Regions from separate parts of the Homo sapiens genome. Here region 1 is linked to region 2. A link is a loop called in an ENCODE intact Hi-C map of the cell type or tissue named here. Cell type or tissue: adrenal gland. All regions are shown on one strand. Links, peaks and the distances in the headings refer to the core of each region. The heading gives the core; the rest is flanking DNA. Region 1 overlaps ACO1 (aconitase 1). Region 2 holds the start of SPINK4 (serine peptidase inhibitor Kazal type 4).

Region 1 (8,332 bases), core at 269-8,268, 840 kb before region 2:
GCAGTGCTTTCGTGTGTTACCTCATTTAATTATCCTAGCAGCCCTTGTCATCTGGGCAGAGCAGTGCAGACAGACATTGTTACCTAAAATCTGCAAAGAAGTAAACTAAGGTTTAAGAATATAGAAGAAATCTTGTCCTCAGCAGCAAGTGGCAGAGACTGACTTTAAGAATCAATTGGAAACCAAGAGTCTTTGGGATTAGATGTTGCAAATATGTGAAGACGCAAAAGCATCTAAGCATGTCTTTGGGAGACGGAACAGGTTCTTGTGCCCCTTAATGCCATAGACCTATTGAAACAATATCACACTCTCTGAGCCAGTTGTTCCTCAGATTCCTCATGTTCTGCTGTTATCTTTGGTGTCAAAAATTAATCCACCTTAGATGAATTAGTAAGGCTGTTTGTACATGAGTGCTGGTGTGGTTCTCTCTCATCCTCTTGTCTTGATCTAAGGAGAACCCTGGGCAAGCCCATCTTTGGATAGTGTAACTTGTCTGGGCCACTGCTCGCAAAACAGACATGTATGGAACACTTAATTATTCAACATCCTTGTCATCCTTTCTATAACTGCTATTGTGGAATTACATGGCAAGTTGCAAGTTGTGGCATAGTTCATGAAGAAGAGGTGTCAGTCTAGGAAAGTATCCTCCTACATGATTACCAGGTTTGAATTTTTGGTTCAGAACAGATAAGATAAATAAGCCATTGCCAAGAATCTGCGATGTACAAGAGCTATGATGGGTGGACATTTGAAAGGTACAATTTTGTATTAACGGCAGAATCAAAAGTAGCCTCAGGATTGGTTTTAAGGATGTTATGTTTCATAAACCCTTATTTTCTTAGATAAGAAATCAGTCTAAGTGCTAATAATGCCTATATTATTTACATCAACCCATTCTTTAAAAGTTACCATACAAATTTTGCCAAAATCAAGGATGTTTTAGGGAACATGAGGTTTACCATCTCGTCCCCATATATGTGCTTTAGAGCTTGGAGATTGTTTTAAAATGAGATTTATTTTTTTTAAATGCATTTGGTTTTTTGGATCTTAATATGTTAAATGACTGTAAAATGATATCACTTGTGCAGCCTGTTGGGAGGAGCATGGTGCAAGAGAGTTGGTTCTGACATCAGGAGCCTGAGTTTGACTTCCAGTTTGGTCACTTACCAGCCATGAGACCATGGCAAGATACTTAGCCCGTCAGATCCTGTCTTCTCTCATGTGAAATGGGATGGTGATGCCCTTGTCACAAAGTTGCCAAGGGTCTGCATTAGAGGAATTGGATTAGATGCCTGGCACCCCACAGGCACTCAGCACATGTCTCCAGGCTGCTGAGCTTCTGGGTGACCTGGCACTCATGGGATAATGCCTGAACATTGCTGCTGTTCTTCCCAGCTTCTGTCCCAGTCCAACCTGCTAAGCTCCAGGCCCATATATGCCCCTGCCCGCAGGAGATCTTATCCCAGATCCACCGTGTCTAAAACCAACATCTCAGTTCCCATCTTGTTCATTGGCTCTGCCAGTTTGCCCAAATGAGAAACACAGAAGCTATTCGAGACCTATCTTTTTTCCTTACCTACCCCAGCCCATCCTGCTTTCATAACTGTTGCGGGAGGTCAGGGACCCCGAACGGAGGGACCGGCTGAAGCCATGGCAGAAGAACATAAATTGTGAAGATTTCATGGACATTTATTAGTTCCCCAAATTAATACTTTTATAATTTCTTATGCCTGTCTCTACTGCAATCTCTGAACATAAATTGTGAAGATTTCAGGGACACTTATCACTTCCCCAATGAATACCCTTGTGATTTCCTATGCCTGTCTTTACTTTAATCTCTTAATCCCATCATCTTCATAAGCTGAGGAGGATGTATGTCACCTCAGGACCCTGTGATGATTGTGTTAACTGCACAAATTGTTTGTAGAGCATGTGTGTTTGAACAATATGAAATCTGGGCTGCTTGAAAAAAGAACAGGATAACAGCAATGTTCAAGGAACAAGAGAGATAACCTTAAACTCTGACTGCCGGTGAGCCGGGGGGGAAACAGAGCCATATGTCTCTTCTTTCTAAAGCAAATGGGAGAAATATCGCTGAATTGTTTTTCTCAGCAAGGAACATCCCTGAGAAAGAGAATGCGTCCCTGAGGGTAGGCCTCTAAAATGGCTGCTTTGGGGGTGGCTGTCTTTTACGGTCACTGCTGTAGGGAAGAAATAAGCCCCAGTCTCCTGTAGCGCTCCCAGGCTTATTAGGACGAGGAAATTCCCTCCTAATAAATTTTGGTCAGACCGGTTGTCTGCTTTCAAACCCTGTCTCCTGATAAGATGTTATCAGTGACAATGCATGCCCGAAACTTCATTAGCAATTTTAATTTTGCCTCAGTCTTATGGTCCTGTGATCTTGCCCTGCCTCCATTTACCTTGTGATATCTTACTACCTTGTGAAGCATGTGATGTCTGTGACCCACACCCTATTCATACACTCCCTCCCCTTTTGAAAATCACTGATAAAAACTTGCTGGTTTTACTGCTCAGGGGGCATCACAGAACCTGCCGACATGTGATGTCTCCAGCTTTAAAATTTCTCTTTTGTACTCTTTCCCTTTATTTCTCAGACCGGCCGACACTTAGGGAAAATAGAAAAGAACCTACGTGAAATATCAGGGGTGAATTTCACCCAATACATAACTCTGCCTGGATTTGTTCCCTCCTGTACCTCCTCATTGCCTTGTCTTATTGACTGTAATAACACCGTAACCTGCCTCCCAGACACCAGTCTGGCAGCCTTTCCCTGAGTTAGTCTATACCCCTACCGGAATGATCTCTGAAAATCAAATCTCATCTTAAAGATTGCAGCTCAGAATCCTTTAATGGTGCCTCCTTACCTTTGGTAAAAATTCAAACTTTGCAGCAACCTGGACCTTGCTCCATCCCTTGTTTCTTAGCTCTCCCCAACATGTACCCTGTACTTTATCCACGTGCAACACTTTATGATTCCCACAATGTCACACTTTTGTGCCTTTAATGTATTGTTTCATCTGCCAGCTTATTCTTTCAGTGACTCTGTACCTCTGTGTAATTCTGGAAGGCTTGTGCATGGTGTCACCTGTCCCTAGAGTCCTTTCTCTCCCCCTCTGATGCTCTGATGCTGGATTAGGTGCTTTTCCCTGGTGGTTCTTTATCAGCCTTCATCCACCACACCTGTAGCATGGGCTGCATGATGTTCTGATTTCTCCTACACAGTCTCCATTCTCAGTCTGAGCATCTGAAGGAGGATGGGGACTTTATCCCTTCATCCCAGGTCTGTAAATGTCGTGTGTATGAATGAATCCACACCAGTCCCTTCCCATAGACAACATAGAAAGGCCCAGGTCCCAGAAGTATCAAGGTCTAATGCTGCTTTAGTATTTGTCACTCCTTCAACCCAGTGAAATAGAGCAGCTGTGCCATTGTGGGAGTCACTGGGATGGAACCAGCTGCTTCAGAGCTGGGCTCTGGAGTCTGATGGACTTGGGTTTGCGTTCCAGTTCCCTCTCTCAGCACGCCTGCATCTGGCTTCAGATTTGTAGCTTCTAACATCCTTCTATCCTGCTGCGGGGAAGGAATGTGCTGATCAGAAATAGGAGCATCAGGTCCTCCTGACAGTTGCCTTTCTTAGGTAAAATCAGTAAATATATGGGTTTGCATATTGAGCTCTGAGAATTTTATTAGCATGAGTCATAATCCCCGAGTTCAGTCAGCCCTGATGAGACCAGGTTGGTGAGGTGGCTGGGTATAGTTGGCCTCAGACACTTGGCGAATTCACAGAGGTAAAGATGGCCCAGAAGACCTCTGACAGCCAGACACCCAATCTCTTGTGGTGATGGCCTTTCTTTCTAATTCCTAATTCCTAAAGTTTGAGTTAGAAAAGTTCATTGCCACAATCTGCGAAATGAGTTCAGGAGCCTGAGGAAATCATGCTGCTTTCTTAAAGATTGGATCTCAACTGGACCTGCTTTGTAATACTTTTTTTTGAAAGTACAGCTGTCTTCACCCACTACTTCTCCTCCTCTTAAAACATAAATGCAGGCTGGGTGTGGTGGCTCACACCTATAACCCCAGCAATTTGGGAGGCCGAGATGGGCGGATCACTTGAGGTCAGAAGTTTGAGACCAGCCTGGCCAACATGGGGAAACCCCGTCTCTACTAAAAATACAAAAATTAGCCAGGCGTGGTGGTGGGCACCTGTAATCCCAGCGACTCCAGAGGCTGAGGCCAGAGAATCACTTGAACCTGGGGGGCAGAGGTTGCAGTGAGCCGAGATTACGCCACTGCATTCCAGCCTGGGTGACAGAGTGAGACCCTGTCTCAAAAAACAAACCAAAAAACCAAAAAACTTAGATGCAGTAGGGCTTAGTTGAGGTATCTGCAGGTGTCATGTACTACACCACACTGGTGACCATAGGGAGCTGCAGGGTAGGGGGCCCACATTCTGAGAAGGGGCTGAGGAAGACCTCAAGGAGGAGAGGATGAGGTCAGGCTCAGGGCCGGGTCAGATGCCGGGTTCTCAGGACAATGCCCCCACTTCTTCCTTTACTTTCTTGCCAAATGTTTCATGACCCTTGGTGACTTTCTTTCTCAGCCTGTCTCTGGAATTTATAAATGTCGAAGTTCACCAAGACTTTTTACGAAACTCTGGTTATATTGGCCCACAGTGACACTAAAAAGTAAAAGTGAATATTTCTGTGAGTTTGTGCTGCTGCAACTAATTTAAAACGAGCTTAGAGGATGTGTTAAGTCTTTCTCTTTGAGACTTGCATGTGATGTTCTGCCCCCTCTTGGCCAGTGAGCCCAGAACTAGGGGAGCCCTCAAGAGGCAGGGGCTGCCTGGTCAGGCATTGCTATAGCGTGGCCCTGGTTCCCCAAGTCCTGTTGTTTTTGGCAGTGGCTGTACACATCTGCCGAGTGAGTCATGATCATTTTTGTGATACATCCTGAGAATTTCCAGTGTTACTTAATAATGAAATTCAGGGAAATAGGGTTAGACTTCAGGAAGTAAGTACTTTTCAAGTACAATCTAATATTTTCATATATGAGTTAATTTCTTATCAAACTGTAACCAATTTTTGATGTTGGAAGTCTACAGTCTAAACCAGATGACAGTTAAGGCTTTGTAGTTTGTCTTTATCAAAGTCCCTACTGTGGCCACTTTATCACTGTCTTTATCAAAGTCCTCACAGTAGGGACTTTGATAAACTACAAACACCTAGCTGTACACCTGGCTTAAAGTGTAGATTTACAACATCAAAATTGGCTAAAGAGCCTCATGTGGTCTGGCCGCTACTACCTCTTGCCTTTTCTGTCTTCCCCTTTTTTTGCCTTCACACACCTTGGTCTCCTTGGCCTTCCTTAGACCCACCAGGCATGCCACCACCTCAGGGCCTTTGCACGTGAGGTTACCCCTCCCTGGATTGCACAGTGGCTGAACATCAGTGAGGCCTTCTTTGATCACTGACACTCCCCACAGCCCCTGTACTTTCTACTGCTTTTGCCCTGCTTTATCAATAGAATGGGTCACCATCTGATACTCTGTTTGTATATTTATTTATTTGTTTAGTCTGTCTCCTTCCATTAAAATGGAAGTACTATGAGGGCAGGGACTCTGTCTCTGTTGTTCCCTGATGTATCACCAGGACCTAAAACAGTTCCTGGCATGTAATAGACAGTTAACATAAATGTGAATGAATGAATCATTGAATTTTTTCCACTTAGAAAGGACTTTTTAGATCGTTAACCAACCTTATTTATAGATTGGGAAACTGAGGCACAGAAAAGTTATATGGCTAATTCAAAATAAAACCATCATTTAAGCTTTTTTTTTTAAAATCTTGACATATATATAGCACATTCTGGTCAGTTATCCAGGATGAGAAAAGACTGAGTGAAAATAGACCACTAACTTAAAATTTGAGCAAGAAGAGACAAGCTGCTGTGAGATGGGAAAGCTTTCTGATATAGAGGCAGAGTTTTGTTCCTTTCTGTAGCATATGGTGCACCTTGCACATACTTAGTGCTCAAGAAAAACATGTTGACGTAATGTGGTTATATTGTTAAATCCATTCTTTCTGCACCACTCTTTTCCCCCCAGTTTCTCTCCAAAAAATAGATAATTGCTCATGTGACTTCTCCTTCAAAGTTCTTCTAGTTACAAGTATCATATTTAATAGGTTTTTGTTTTATGAACAGCTAAAAGAATTGAAGAGATGACCTGGTTTCTTGGAAAATTCAGAGATATTTAATGCAGTTTCCCAGATGCATCCCCATCAAATAAAACAAAGAATTAATGTTTCTAGCTCTCTTATGAAAGAACCCAGTTGACAAGCCTTGGTGATATTGCTGGCCATGATGATTCTGACCTCAATGTTGTTTATGTTCACATAGACATCCTTGGAATTTTACTTTTGACAAAAATATTGTTTATAAGTAGCATGATGTTTAGATACACAAAAGTTAGTTTGGGAGTAGGGCCAATTAATTTCTCTTTAAACAGAAATGAAATATAGCTAACCTTTTTAATGAGCTGCAGTGAACCTCAGAGATGCAGTGATAGTACTTTGACTTTAGAGTTGGAAGCCATGGCAGTTCAAGACAAGTATATTTCAGAAGGTGTAGGAAGAGAGGAAAACAGAAGGGCAAACCACATAAAATACAGGAGAAATCTTTTTCTCTTGTTTGCATAGACTTTTTAAATCCACTCTTAGGTGTCTTTAGATAGCCCAAAAAAAGGATTGGGGGATGTGCTGCCAGTACTTTAGACCATAGAGAGATGATTCTCAGTTGATCATCTGAAGGCTCTTTCAAGCTCTACAAGCTCCCCTGGAAACTGATATGTACCCCCAAAACAAACAAACAAAAAACAAATTCTCATCCTGTCCAGCCCACTACTGATAGTTCTGCTGCCTGGGTTTATTCCTCTCCTGTGCTCCTCCTCCTGCTGTGTGGAAATCCTGTGATTGCTTGTAGGGTCCATTAATACTATGCCTCTGTCTGTATCATAAGGTAATTAATTATAATATTTCACTATCATAGGAAAATTAAACTTTGATAACACAAGTAGCAAATTCATAGATGTATATATTCCAAAGATGAGATGGAGACCCTAAAAGGTGAATCTTATTTTTTCTGATCCTTGGCATTTAGCTTAAAGTAAGTCGACTGTTCCAAACATCTCTACAAATCTAGCTATGAGAGATAAACATCATCACATGGCACTCCTCTTGAATGCTACTGTTGAATCACTCCCTGTCAGCTGGGTGGGTGTATGGGCTGACGTGGTTTTCTAGCAAGAGTGATGGTTTAGCATCCATCCATATGCTATGTGCAGTCTCCCTCACAAAACCTGTTTACAAGGATTGCACCCAGGGTTCGGAATTTCTTTTTTTTTTTCTTTTTTCTTTTTCTTTCTTTCTTTGTTTTTTTTTGTTTGTTTGTTTTGTTTTGTTTTTTGAGACAGAGTCTTGCTCTGTTACCCAGACTGGAATGCAGTGGCACAATCACAGCTCACTGTAGCCTCAATCTTCCAGGCTCCAGCGATCCTCCCACCTCAGCCTCTCGAGTAGCTGGGACTACAGGTGTGGGACACCATGACTGGCTAATTTTTTCACTTTTTTGTAGAGACATGGTCTCGCTATGTTGCCCAGGCTGGTCTCAAACTCCTGGGCTCAAGCAGTCCACCCACGTTGGCCTCCCAAATTGCTGGGATTACAGGCATGAGCCACTGCATCAACCCAGGTTGATATTTCTAAATGCTGAAAGAAAATAGCTGCCAACCTAATATTTAAATTTTAATGTAGAGCTACTCATAAGCAAAGTGTACTGGCCCAAATAGGATTTTGTCCATGATTTAAGATAATCATCCCCTTTCCTTGCTATAATTCACTAGGCTCACAGTGCACCCAAGCATGGGGTCAAATTGTCGACAGATTTTAGGGCTGTCTGTCATTCACGTAAAGGGAAATGTTGTAGACCATATCTCAAGACCAAGTAGAGGCCAAAGGCAGTTTCAGTCTCTCCAGAGTTACAGAGCTGAGGCATCCACATTAATAGCTCAGTTAAGTCCCCTTGGAGATGAAAACATTTGATCAGCAGAGGTCATCTTAGTGTTACTCAGTTTGACCTGTCTGGCAGACAGGCAGTTTACAAAAGAAGAAGTTTAGATGCCTAACAGACAGATGGAAAGTTACTCAATTTAACTAGCTATTAAAGAAGTACCAAGATTGGCTTTTTAATGTCTCAACTTGGCAAAAGGTAAATATGAATTCTATTGCCTGGTTTGAGTACCTCCACTCACTGC
Region 2 (8,332 bases), core at 293-8,292:
GGGGTTGGCTTAGGCTGGAGGGTGGCAGCCTTACTCCTTTGCCAGAGACACAACAGGCACTGTGACCCAGGCCACACCTCCTGGGGCCTGTGTGTATCTGGGGGCTCTCTTGGGCACTCACGGCATCCCAGGGGCATGGAGGGATCAGCACTTACCTCCTCTTTTCCCAAAGCAGGCACCATCTCTGCCCTTGGGCCCACTGTGTTCTTCCCGTTCTTGGATCTGTCACGCAACATTTTTTTGAGACAGGGTCTCGCTCTGTCACCCAGGCTGGAGTATAGTGGTGTGATCACAGCTTACTGCAGCTTCTACCTCCCAGGCTCAAGCAATCTTTCTGCCTTAGCCTCCAGAATAGCTGGTACTACAAGGCACGTGCCACACTGCCTGGCTAATTTTTAAAAAATTTGTAGAGATGGGGTCTCACTACATTGCCCAGGCTGGTCTCAAACTCCTGGCCTCAAGCCATCCTCCTGCCTTAGCCTCCCAAAGTGCTGGGATTACAGGCATGAGCCACCATGCCTAGCCTCAACACTTATTGAGCACCTACTGTGTCCCACGCTCAGGACTGGGCACCAGGGCAATAGAGATAATTGAAACATTGTCCTTTTTCCCAGACAGCTTGCAGCTTAGTCAGCAGATGGATAAGCAAGGGCCACCAAAGTGCAGGGGGAAGACACGGATGGAGGAGACAGAAGGCACAATGCGAGTGGGGCATTCAGGGTGGGTGACAACAGTCATGACCTTGTTGGTGAAAGGCAGTTAGGAAGGTTTCAGAAGAGGGAATGTTTAAGCTAGGTTTCACAGGATGGGAGTAGGGGGATAGAGAAGGGAGACCCAGCATTGCCAGCAGACAGAATAAATTGTGCAAGGGGTTCAGTTGAACTGAAGAAGTGCAGGTCCAGGGTGGGGCAAGGTGAAGGTGAAGCTGGAAAGATGGGTTGGGATCAGATGTTGAAGGGGTGTGGTCACCAGGCTAAGGAGTTTGGGCTTCTTCCTGTTGGCAGTGGACGCCATTACAGTGTTTTGGGCAAGATGACCTGGTCAGCTTTGCTCTTTAGGACGCTTGTCCGGGACGCTGCGTGCAGAGTGATTTGGAGTGGCAGGTGGAGAGCCAGGGATATGAGACAGGACACCATTGAGGTGGCCAGGTTGGAGACAACAGTGGCCAGGACTAGGGTAGAGTGGGGGGTGTGGAGGGGCAGGGATGGATTCAAGAGCTATGTAGGAAGCAGAACCTAGACCCTCCATGGGAAGGCAAACAAGGCTGAGGGGTCAGTGCCTGGGATTCCACTGCCGGAGGTTGCTGGGATGTGGGTCAGGGGAGCAGAGATCAAGGCTTATTTAGCCCCCACTGACCATTCCAGACTCCTGTCATGGCCCTCCCCGGCTCCCTGGCCCCACTTTGCCCACATGGCTTCTCTGTTCTTCAGATGTGAGAAGCTTCTTCTTGCCTCAGGGCTCTCACACATTCTGTTTCCTCTACCTGCAGCACTGTTCCACTTGGCTACAGCCTGCCCTGCCCACTCAGCCCTTGGCGTCTCTGATCTCAGATGGATAGGTCACTCTTGGATCCTCTCACAGAACAGAGCATGTGTGGTTCATGGGACTCACTCCAGCAGTGATGATACAATGCTGCTGCCCGTTCAGTACTGTGCCTCTACTTAACCAAAGCTCCTGGAGGACAGGAACTGTATCTGACTCACTCTCTGCCATATCCAAGCACTCAGCATGGAGCATGGCACTTAGCCGCTTGTTAAACTTTTACTGAATACATGAATGGTGAATTAATGGTGAGGTTTTCTTGGATGCACTGACATCCTTAATGGGCTGTTCAATAGCAGTCGGATATAGGAGCTAGGTTCACACTTTGATGGGATGACAGATTACGAAGTTTGTTACTATGAGTGAATCTAGAAGGTATTTGTCTGAAGAGGAGACCTTGGGGTGGGCTGGGATGGTAAGTGAGCTCAGTACTCCACAGGCTGCCCTTGACTTTACTCTGTACTTTGAAGGATGCAAAATTCAAGCGTCCTGGCTCCTTGCAGCAACTAGAATGTTCAGTAGCCATTTCTGCCACGTGGATAGAAATCTAAGGTCCAAAACAAGGAAGGGATCAAATCCCTTTGCTCCCCTCTGTCCCTTCCTCACTGTAACCTGGGACACTGACAGACAGACCTGTCAGTGATCAGATGAGAAATGGAGAGAGGCCCAGGAGCTTCACATGTGCAAGGGTAGGAGGCAGGCAGATGGCAGACCTGCTCAGCCTAAAGGTGCTTGTGCAAGTACAGGAGGTTCATGCAAGTACAGGAGGCCAGAGACAAAGCTATAAGCCCCAAGGACTCTCAGGGAGGCAGACCTCTTGTGTGAGGAAGGACTGTCTTTGTTCGAAGCCATCCAACAACGAAACTGGTAGGTAGTGAGCTCCCCATCACCATGAATGACCTCCCAGTGGGGCTGCTGTAGGAAAGCCCTAGTGGAAGAAGGGAGATGAAACCCAGATGACCATTATTTTTTATTTTATTATTTTATTTATTTATGTATCTATTTATTTATTTTGAGACCGTCTGGCTCCATCACCCAGGCTGGAGTGCAGTGGCGCAATCTCGGCTCACTTCAACCTCCGCCTCCCTAGTTCAAGTAATTCTCCTCCCTCAGCCTCCCAAGTAACTGAGATTACAGGCACACGCCACCACACCCAGCTAATTTGTGTGTGTGTGTGTGTGTGTGTGTGTGTGTGTGTGTATTTTTAGTAGAGATGGGGTTTCACCATGTCAGCCAGCCTGGTCTCGAACTCCTGACCTCAGGTGATCCATGCAGCTTGGCCTCCCAAAGTGCTAGGATTACAGGCGTGAGCCACCACACCAAGCCTATTTTTATTTATTTATTTATTTATTTATTTATTTAGGCAGTTTCTCGCTCTGTCACCAGGCTGGAATGCAGTGGCACAACCTTGGCTCACTGCACCCTCCACCTCCCAGGTTCAAGCAATTCTCCTGCCTCAGCCTCCTGAGTAGCTGGGATTACAGGTATGCGCCACCACGCCTGGCTAATTTTTTGTATTTTTGGTAGAGATGGGTGTCACCATGTTGACCAGGGCTGGTCTCGAACTCCTGACCTCAAGTGAATGCACCCGCCTCAGCCTCCTCCCAAAGTGCTGGGATTACAGGTGTGAGCCATGGTGCCTGGCCCCAAGATGACCTTTAAAGTCCAATTCCCCTTTTATAAGATGGCGTTTTTGCTTTAGGACAGGAAGTCATCATTAAATATTTTCTCTACCTGCCTAAGCAATGGAAAGATAGCTGCCACCTGCCTCAGAGGCATCCCTGGGACTGTGCAGTTTCCTAAGGAGGAACGGAAGGATCTTGAAGCTGAGTCAAGGATCACTGGGGGCCTCAAGCTAGTCTTGGCCACAGGTCTGGGGCTTCTATGGGTCTGTAGAGGTGACTGGATGGCTGGTGTCCCCAAAGGGACTGTTCTTTTTTTAATTAAAAAAAAAATTTTTTTTTAGAGTTGGGGTCTTGCTATATTGCCCAGGCTGGTCTCTAATTTCTGGGCTCAAGCAATCCTCCTGCCTCAGCCTCCCAAGTGTTAGGATTACAGGCATGAGCCACCGCACCTGGCTGGGGCTGTCCTCAAACAAGAATCCTTCGCCTTGTCATTGGAATATTCTTGCAACTTATCTGCAGGCTTGAAATCTTTCGAAATAAAGTTTTTCTTTAAAAAAAAAAAACACAGATTCTGATTTAAATATTTCAGAGCGAAGCTCAGCATCTGTATTTGTAAATTCTCCCCCAGGGAAATCCAATCTGCAGACAGAGCTGAAAAACACTGATCTAAATGAATTAGAGAAACGTGTATGTAAATAAAATGTATTTTATATATCAGAAATTCTTTGAGAGCAAATATCCAAATGACTTATTAATGTATACTATGTAAGTATGGGGGAGTTTTAGAAACTGATTTTTCTTTAAAAGAATCTTGTCTTTATTTAACCTATGAAGATACAGATGAGGCCGCGTGCAGTGACTCATGCCTATAATCCCAGCACTTTGGGAGGCCGAGGCAGGCAGATCACGAGGTCAGGAGTTCGAGATCAGCCTGGCCAACATAGTGAAACCCCGTCTCTACTAAAAATACAAAAAGTTAGCTGGGCAGGTGGCAGGTGCCTGTAATCCTAGCTACTCAGGAGGCTGAGGCAGGAGAATCGCTTGAACCCAGGAGGCAGGGGTTGCAGCCAGCCGAGATCGCGCCAGGCACACCAGCCCGGGCAACAGTGTGAGACTCTGTCTCAAAAAAAAAAAAAGCAAATGAACACATAATACCTGCAAAGCAAGAAGGCATCTTCCTTTTAATGTTTTATTTTGCCTTTGTTTTGCCTGTTAGTTGTGCCCACTTTGCGGTACAAAAAAATAAGTGAAATAAAAGTAAGTAAAAATGATCATTTCTGCTTACGTTTACAGCTCATTTCATATTCTGCAAAATGTTTTCCCGTCTGCTATCACCGCCGCCATCCTCACAGCAGCCTGGGAGAAAGGCAGAGCCAAAAGTCTCATCTCCACTTCGTGCATGGGTGATCTGAGGCCCAGTTAAGAAAAGTGGCTCTACCGAGGTCCCAGAGTTGGTTGCTGGAGGCACTGGCAAAGGAATCCAGGCTCCAGCCCCCTTCTCTGCCTCCTGCCATCTTCCAGTTGCTTTTTTCCTTTCTCTCTTTCTCTATCTCTTTCCCCTTCTCTCTGCCTTGAACTCTCTCTCTTTCTACTTCAACTTTCCTCTCCTTGCTCCAACCCTCAGATTGGAGTCAGCTTTGCAAGTTGTCCAAACTTTTTGTCACTCTGGAAACCTGCCAGCCCCATGGCCACAGCCCCATCTCATCAAAAGCTCAGCATCTGCACCTAGAGCAAGCCCTTTCCGGATGTCAGCGTGCAAAGATTAACTCTGGTCTCTCCATCTGGCCCTAGATAAGATAAGATTAGGAGAGCGGCACTATAAATAGGCCCCCATCCTTCCTCAGGCGCAGGCCCCAGCCAGCTCAGGCTACACTATCCCAGGATCAGCATGGCCGTCCGCCAGTGGGTAATCGCCCTGGCCTTGGCTGCCCTCCTTGTTGTGGACAGGGGTGAGTGGGCAGAACCTGGATTCTCTGTGGCTTTGTGTTGGTAGGTGAGCTTGGGGTGAGAGCAGAAGCAGGGCCTGGAGCACCCTGTGAGGCCTCAGCTTTTTCCATGTACCTTCATTCTGCATATGCACCCTCCACTGTGCTGGGGAAAGTTCTGGGCTGGGAGAAAAGAAACTTGGGTTCAAATCCTGACTGGCGCAGAATTACCAAAGTCCCCTACCCTCTTGGGGCCTCAGTTTCTCCAGCTGTAAAAGAGGGCATTGTTCCAGTTCAAAGCTGCACTGAGCAACTATTGGGCTGGAGGCTGTGGGGACAGAAGGGAGCAGGTAGGTCCCAGCTCTCAGGAGAGACTGACAAGTATGCTGGGTGCAGGGTGGTGGATGCTAAGAGAGACCTGGCCGAGGTCTTCTGAGCTCCCGATCTCTCTGAAAGGCTGTGGTTTGGGACTTGGGCAGCCATGTGAGCACGACAGAGCCCTTTCCCAGGACTGGACACATATACTTGGGGCAGGGCCCTCTCAGGATCTGGGCCATCCCTGCAATCTCACAGCTACCATGTCAGGCACTGTTCTGAGCCCTTAAGACAGATTAGTGACCCAAACAGAAAAAGCACGGTCCTGATGGAGCATAAATCCAATGGGGTAGAGGAAAAGGGGAAAGGCAATAAACAAGATGGTTACAATGTATGTTAAACGGTATGTTAGAAGCTGATAAAAGTTAAGGAAAAAATACTTGGCAGGGTGATGGGCACTGGAAGGGGGTTGCAATTTCAAATCAGGGGAGGTATCTCTGAGAGTCCGATGTTTGAGCAAAGCTTGAAGGAGATGAGGGACTAAGCCATGTGGATATCTGGGAGAAGATTCCAGGCAGAGGGAACAGCTCAGGTGCAAAGGACCTGAGGCAGGGGCATGCCTGGAGTGACTGAGGTACTGTAAGACCAGTGTGGCAGGAGGGGACATTGTACGGAGTGATAGGAGAGGAGATGAGAGAGGCAAATTGGAACTGTACCGGGAAAGACCTTGTTGGCCAACATAAGAACTTGGCTTTTCCTCTGACTAAAATGGGAGGCACTGAAAGCTTTGAGCAGAGAGTTATGTCTTTCAAGGGTTGCTCTGGTTGGTACATTGAGAATAAACTGAACAGGGAAGCGGGGAGACCAGTTAGGACCCGCCTGGACAAAAGCCATAAGTTATAAGGCAACGCCTGGCAGGATCCAGGGCCACTGACCTCATGGCCAGTCCCACACCCATTTCCCCAGCTGGAAACAGACCTGGGCACAGGGGGAAAGGGAAACGGGTCTGGGGACCTGTTCAGGAGCAGCCTGCTTACGCCCAGCCTGGCACCTACACCTACCTACTCCTTGAGCAGTTGGGAACACTGAAAAGCCTGCTCTGAAGAAGTTTGGTTTTTGTTTGTTTGTTTTTGTTTTTGTTTTTTGCACATTTCAGACTACTGCCTGGGCTGAGTGAGGAGGGGGCATTTTGGGTCAAGGTCAAGGGCAGCCTGGGGGTAAATGTAGCTTTTCCCCACATCCCCCAGAAAGAAACTCTGACATCTTAGAGTTCTGAACACCCCCTCCTCCCAATACACTTTAATTTTTTTTTTTATTTAAACAAAAATTTTTTTTTCAAGACAGAGTCTTGCTTTGTTGCCCAGGCTGGAGTGCAGTGGCACGATCTTGGCTCACTGCAACCTCTGCCTCCTAGGTTGAAGCAATTATCCTGCCTCAGCCTCCTGAGTAGCTGGGATTACAGGCACATGCCACCACACCCAACTAATTTTTGTATTTTTAGTAGAGACGGAGTTTCACCATGTTGGCCAGGCTGGTCTCGAACTTCCAACCCCAAGATTTGCCCGCCTCGGCTTCCCAAGGTGCTGGGATTACACCAATGCACTTTAGTATTCAATTCCTGAACACCCACAGTGTAGGACATTGAACCAAGTGCTGCGCAAAGGCAGACATAAAGGAACCCCAAGGAGCTCAGGTGCATAGGGAGGCGGGGTGACCCAGTGAGTGGGACAGTACATGGTGGTGTGAAAGAAGCCTCCATCCAGATCTGCTCAGGAAACTGTTGGGGACGTCAAGGACAGCTTCACTGGGGGGCAGCATCAAGCCTTGAAAGGAGGGTATGATTCGGCGGGAGGAGAACGGAGACGAAGACATTTCAGGGAGGGGACATGGCATGAGCCAAAGCAGGGCCCAATCTAGGACCCGTGAGCAGAGAGGAATAGCTGGGGCATGGAGAGGTGTACTGGGAAGTCAGCCCAAGAAGCAAGTTTAGGGTCAGCTTACGCAGTACCCTAAACATAAGACTAAGCAGCTCAGGTCCATAGGGAGGCTTAGTGATCAGGACAGGGAACCACGGAAGGGCTTTATATTTTTTAAATGCTTTTCTTTTCCCTAACAGTTAAATATCAAGAAATGCACAAATCTTATCACTCGATGAATCTTGACAATGTATACACTCGTGTAACCCAAACCCCCATCAAGATACAGGACCTCTTGAGACAAGGACTTAGGGAAGAAAAATAAATACAGAACATTTCCATAGCCCCAGAAATTCCCCTATGTCAGTCAATCCCTGCCCCCATCCCAGTGCTCTGACACTTTTTTTTTTTTTTTAAGAGACAAAGTCTCACTCTGTTGCCCAGGCTGGAGTGCAGTGGTGCAATCATAGCTCACTGCAGCTTCAACCTCCTGGATTCAAACGATCCTCCTATCTCAGCCTCACAAGTAGCTGGGACTACAGGTGCGTGCCACCACACTCAGCTAATTTAAAAATTTTTTTAAATTTATTTTTATTTATTTATTTATTTATTTTTGAGACGGAGTTTTGCTCTGTCACCCAGGTTGGAGTCCAGTGGCACAATCTTGGCTCACTGCAATCTCTGCCTACTGGGTTCAAGTGATTCTCCTGCCACAGCCTCCTAAATAGCTGGGATTATAGGTGTGCACCACCACGCCCAGCAAATTTTGTATTTTTAGTAGATATGGGGTTTCACCATGTTGGTCAGGCTGGTCTCGAACTCCTGACTTCAGGTGATCCACCTGCCTCAGCTTCCCAAAGCGCTGGGATTACAGGTGTGTGCTACTGCAACCTGCCCTCATTGTTAAATTTTTTGTAGAGATGAGGTCTTGCTATGTTGCCCAGGCTGGTCTCAAACTCCTGGCTTCAAGTGATCCTCCTGCCCCAGCTTCCCAATGTGATTTTTTTCC

Evidence for each region. Peaks named below come from ENCODE experiments on the same cell type or tissue, not always from the same donor. Only the 100,000 strongest peaks of a DNase experiment are listed, where the experiment ranks them.
Region 1: a loop joins it to region 2, with 8 times the contacts of the local background. A loop is called at or near these places in 1 of 110 quality-filtered maps.

Annotation. Positions count from the first base shown.
Region 1 is chr9:32,391,127-32,399,458 of GRCh38, forward strand. The region is part of intron 1 of ACO1 (aconitase 1); the gene reads left to right. Among named protein-coding and RNA genes, the nearest start is that of ACO1, 11 kb to the left of the region's middle. RefSeq lists an enhancer at 1,841-2,412. In adrenal gland, for the core only: no CTCF peak of the experiment used is centred there; a DNase peak (open chromatin) is centred at 4,848; H3K27ac peaks cover 4,629 bases.
Region 2 is chr9:33,235,154-33,243,485 of GRCh38, forward strand. SPINK4 (serine peptidase inhibitor Kazal type 4) reads left to right here and starts at 5,014. Exons shown (of 4, transcript NM_014471.3): 1 at 5,014-5,116. The coding sequence starts at 5,056. In adrenal gland, for the core only: no CTCF peak of the experiment used is centred there; a DNase peak (open chromatin) is centred at 5,031; H3K27ac peaks cover 803 bases.